Linked DNA regions of Homo sapiens: region 2 is linked to region 1. Evidence: chromatin loops called from intact Hi-C (ENCODE). Cell type or tissue: prostate gland. All regions are shown on one strand.

Region 1 (2,500 bases):
ATTTTGAGGGAACAGTTGGTTTTTGGTCACATGGATAAGTCCTTTAGTGGTGATTCAATTTTTTGCCTTTTCCTTTCTGATCAGCAAAGTTATATTAAAACAGAGAGATGTTATAAGGAACACATTGCTTCACCTTATCAATTAGGTAGGACATTTTTAGTTCCGTTGCTGACTGTGTCTAGGAACATAAATGAGGAAACCTCTGCCTCCCAGTCCAGCCCACTCTCTGATTTTCTCTATTTGGAAGTACTCTTCAGTGGCATAGACAGACTTTCTCTGTATGGTGGTTGTATTAGTCCATTCTCAAGCTGCTATGAAGAAATACCCGAGGCTGGGTAATTATAAAGAAAAGAGGTTTAATTGACTCATAGTTCTGCATGGCTTGGGAGGCCTCAGGAGACTTACAATCATGGTGGAAGGCACCTCTTCACAGGGTGGCAGGAGAGAGAATGAGTGCAAGCAGGGGAAATGCCAGGCACTTATAAAACCATCAGATCCCATGGGACTCACTCATTATCACGAGAACAGCATGGGGAAACTGCCCCCATGATTCAATTACCTCTACCTGGTCCCAGCCTTGACACGTGGGGATTGTGGGGACTACAATTCAAGATGAGATTTGGGTTGGTACACAGAGCCAAACGTATCAGTGGTGAAGTAGATTTTTAATTAGTGTGCTTCCTGTTCTCAAGCCCAGTGCAAGATTTCTTCTCAGAGCTCCAGCTCCAAACAGAAGAACCCTAAAGAAAGATTGGTCCGTCTCAGGTACCAGGCTCTTACCTGTATCATCAGAGTGGTCAAGAAAATGGGAATTTGTAATTAACCAGGCCTATACTGTGCAGCTTATAGGAAAGGAGGAGGATCCTATAATTAATTGTCCCACCAGAATCACAAATCTAAAGTATGAGAGATTTAATACTTCAACCAGGGTGTGCAGTGCTAGACACCCTAAACCCACATCTTCCAAGAGGAAAGGCTTCTACAATAATTGGAATATAGGATTATAAAGAAGAAATGAAAGGCCCACATTCCCTCAGAAAACCCTGCCCCAAAAATGTACAGAAGAGAAACACCTCTGGGCCAAGAGCTAAATGGTGTTTTTGCTTTTCATCCAGAAAGAGCCAAGATAATGCAAAGGGAATATTATTCTTTCCTAACTGATGCAAACTTCTGGGGAGAAAAACATACAAGTGCAAACGTTATGTTCAAATCTACATATGCGTAATACATTCATGAGCACCAGTGTATCATTGTGATTTGGCACTTAATATTTAACGAATCTAATATTTTTGTTTCTATGAATACTTCTCAGCTGCCTGGGATAGCCTGAAAGTTCCTAGTCTCATTTCCCTGGTGGTTCTTTGCCAGAGAATGTAACAGTGAAGGAAATCAAAAGGCCTTATTTCATCAGCTGACACTGGAGGGAACAGCACAGGAATCACAGACTGAGGCTGGCAACCAGCCCCCTTTCTCACAGAGGAAAATTACCAGAACTCTCTGCAGAGTGACTAAGAGCTGCCAGCAGTGCTGCCTCGTGTCCTCTTCTCATCTGAGACTGAGCAGATGCAGCTTTATAAACAAGATGGAGAGAGAAGCCAGGATTCCACTGTGAGACAGAGCAAGCCACCTCTGACCAGGTGGTCTTCCCATCATATCTATGGACACTGGGCAGACAGCATGAAACGCTAATGGGCAAAAGCACCACAGATGCTTCCTGAAACCAGGGCAGTGCTGAAAGTCAACAGAATGGGCGTCCTGGTTAGGGTGGGTATCGGCTTTTTCATAATGTGGTCAGGGAGACAGACGCTCCCAAGAAACCCGTTGGCTCATCCAGTTGTCTGGCAGAGATGAATCGATGTTAAGACACATCCCTGACTGTGCCTTCCATGCATCTGTTCTAGAACTGGAAAGTTGCCAAGACCCTGAGGACTCCCACAACAGAAAACAGAGGGAAAAAAAATTAAATTGGAATAGTGTATTGTAGGAGTAATAGAGATTTGCATTATTTGCCTGATGTTTATCGGTTTTTGAACCACATGCAAATAAAGAGCCTCTGACTTACTCCCTGCTGTATCCCAGCTCCTAGTAGAAAAGCTAGTTCATAGAAGTGCTCAAAACATATTTCATAAATGAATGAGAGACATTACCTAATTTTCCTCCATACCAATCCTAATCATGAAAAAGGCTGGTGTGTACATATGTGTGTTGTGTATGTGCATGTATTTCATTGAATCCCTGCTTCTGAAGTACTTCTGAAATAGTAAAGCTCCTAAAGTACCAAAGACCAGGAAAATATGACCTCGTGTCTATGTGTAGCTGGCTAGATGATGAAAGGATAATATGGTCTGGTCAGAATATCCTACTAATTGGAGATTTTGAGTCTAGTTATCCCAGGGATAAACCATACATTTGAATATTTTAATATTCAATTATCTTTTTTTCCCTTTGTGAGAAAGAACTGAAACATCTCTAAAAAGGAGCAAATGAAGACAGTTTCATC
Region 2 (2,500 bases), 210 kb before region 1:
GAGTGGGTCCATCCTCAGGCCCCAGGAGGCTTGCATAGACACCAGTTGGGCATATTAATCCCCAGACCCTGGGATGAGGTATGTAGGTGCCAGCACCAGCAGCAGGCAGTGCAGACCTGTCCTTAGGCCCCTCAATAGTGTGCACAGCCACTAGCAGTGATGAGCAGGGCAGAGCAGTTTCCAGGCACACAGACAGTGCATGGAATTACCAGCAGAAATGGCAGTGGGTGAAGCGGGTCTGTCCTCAAGCTGCTGGATGGCCTGTGCAGGCACCAGCAGTGGTTGGCAAGGAGGCCCTCTTGTCAGGCCCCCTGAAGATGTGCGTGGGTGCCAGCAGCAGTGGGTGGAGAGGATTAATCTTCAGTTCCCCAGATGATGCACTGGAGTGCCAGCAGCAGTGGCAGTGGGCTAGGCAAGACTGCCCTCAGGTTTACAGATTCTGTGCATGGGCACCTGTGGTGGCAGAGAGAGTAGGACAATCCCCAGACCCCCAAATGGCACACTTGGGCACTGGCAGTGGTAATGGTGCATGGGATCGGCCTGTCCTTAGTCCCCCGAATGGCACATATGGGCACCAGCAGTATTGGGCAGGGTGGCTTGATCCCCAGACCCCCAGATCGCATACTTGGGTGCTGGTGGAGAAAGGTGGTACAAGCCTGTTCTCAAGGTCTCTGGGTGGCGCTGTCAGGAGAGGATGTGAGATTTGTCCTCAAGCCCCAGGACAGTGTCTGGGAAGTTCAGTCCCTAGGTTCCATGAAGGCACATGCAAGCACACAGGAGGCAGGGTTGCAGTTAGTGGCAGCAGCCCAGAAGAGGCAGAGCTCTCAAGCTCTGTTGAGCCCATGCTTTGGTTCCCTTTGTCCCAGGGGCAGCCTCCCTGTTGCACTGCATCGCCTGTTTACCAAGGGTTAGCACTCTGAGAGGGCTGGAATGCTGAGACCTGGCTGCGCTGCTAGGTCCAGCCAGCATTGGAATGCTATAGTTCTTTGGATGGACATGGGGGGATGTCAGAGGGGCTTCATGGATGTGGAGATGCAGGGGTTGCTGGGGCCCAGGGCAGCATGTAGTCTGAGAAGTGTTGGGCTCCCAAATGCCAATGCACTGCAGCTGCTTAGGTCTTGGGAGGTGATGTGGGATGTGGAGAGAATGTCCTGTCTGTAACAATGTTGTCTCATGGACCCCAGGCAGTGCCCTATACTAGTCTTAGGGCCCATGAGGTCTAAGGGACTCTCTCATAGCTAGGACTGCAGGAGTCTGTGGTGGGAATGTGGACCACTAGGGATCTCTCACTTACCTTTACCCCACAATGGAGCATTTCTCCCAGCTCCAAGCCAACCCCAGCCAGGTCAGCTGCATTGTTTCCCTTTCCTTCTGTGCCTGGGAGGTTCCCTGTCACTTTCCTGCTAAGTTTCAGTGTTCTCTCTTAGACACCCTAAGCCCCTATTCAATGCGTGTTTACCTACTGGCTGTTTCAGTCCTTCTTTGTGGAGGAGGCTAGTGCTAGGTGCCTCTAGTAGTCATCCTGACTCTTTATGTTTAAAGACCCTTTATTCCTAGCACATTAAACACCTTTTGAGTTGTATCGCATTCTAAAATGGTCAATTAACTAAGTACATTTAAAAAGAGAAAGGAAAAAGCATTTTCGTGGACTTTCATTTGCTGGAAGCTGATGGACATGATCCTATTGACTCATAGATTACCCCATCCCCACCCTGCTTTGTTTATGTAAATATGTTTCTTAGGGAGGGGAGTTGGGGGTAGTGAACAGAGCTCTCTCTTCTTTTACTCTTGTTAGTATCTAGAGCCACTTTCTGATTCAAGTTTCTCCAAAAACAGAAATTAATTCCTCTTGTTCAAAATTACATAACTTTCTTAAATTCACTTTCTCTCTCAGCAATACTCAGAAGTGTTTATCTCAGCTGTGTCTTATGTGGTTAGAAAAAAATGTGCTCCCGATGTGCCTGTAGAAAAAAATTCAATAACAAAGGAAGTATTTTCTCTTTCTCTGCATGTGAATTTGATTCTCTGAGCATGGCCTTCAGGAGCAAAATGGGTTTGGTGAATTTGAGTCACTGAGTGTAAGAGCCTGGATCACTCAAGTTTGACTCACCAGTGTCTTGATGGCCCTGTCACCAAATATGCTCATCCTTATTTATGCCTTCCACATTTTTTTGGAGTCTCCAAAATATGCTTTGCATTGCTGTAATGGCTGTCACCATTGGAAAACAATGAATATTTTACAAATAGAAGCAGTCCCATTTCTGTCATTGGACTATACCTACTTCTGTTGTGTCAGGACGAGCCGCAGACAAAACTCCTCAGACACCGAGTTAAAGAAGGAAGGGGTTTATTCGGCCGGGGGCATCAGCAAGACTCCTGTCTCAAGAGCCGAGCTCCCTGAGTGAGCAATTCCTGTCCCTTTTAAGGGTTCACAACTCTAAGGGGGTGCGTGTGAGAGGGTCGTGATTGATTCAGCAAGCGGGGGTACGTGACTGGGGGC

Evidence for each region. A loop is a pair of places that touch in the nucleus more often than their neighbours do. Peaks named below come from ENCODE experiments on the same cell type or tissue, not always from the same donor. Only the 100,000 strongest peaks of a DNase experiment are listed, where the experiment ranks them.
Region 2: it touches region 1 in a loop (2.2-fold over the local background); 2 of 110 quality-filtered maps call a loop at or near these places.

The regions. Positions count from the first base shown.
Region 1 is chr2:222,993,469-222,995,968 of GRCh38, reverse strand. No RefSeq gene overlaps it. Among named protein-coding and RNA genes, the nearest start is that of KCNE4, 57 kb to the left of the region's middle. In prostate gland, no CTCF peak of the experiment used is centred here; a DNase peak (open chromatin) is centred at 1,468; H3K27ac peaks cover 1,911 bases.
Region 2 is chr2:223,203,664-223,206,163 of GRCh38, reverse strand. All of the region lies in intron 2 of LOC105373906 (a long non-coding RNA gene), which reads left to right. Among named protein-coding and RNA genes, the nearest start is that of KCNE4, 150 kb to the right of the region's middle. In prostate gland, no CTCF peak of the experiment used is centred here; no DNase peak of the experiment used is centred here.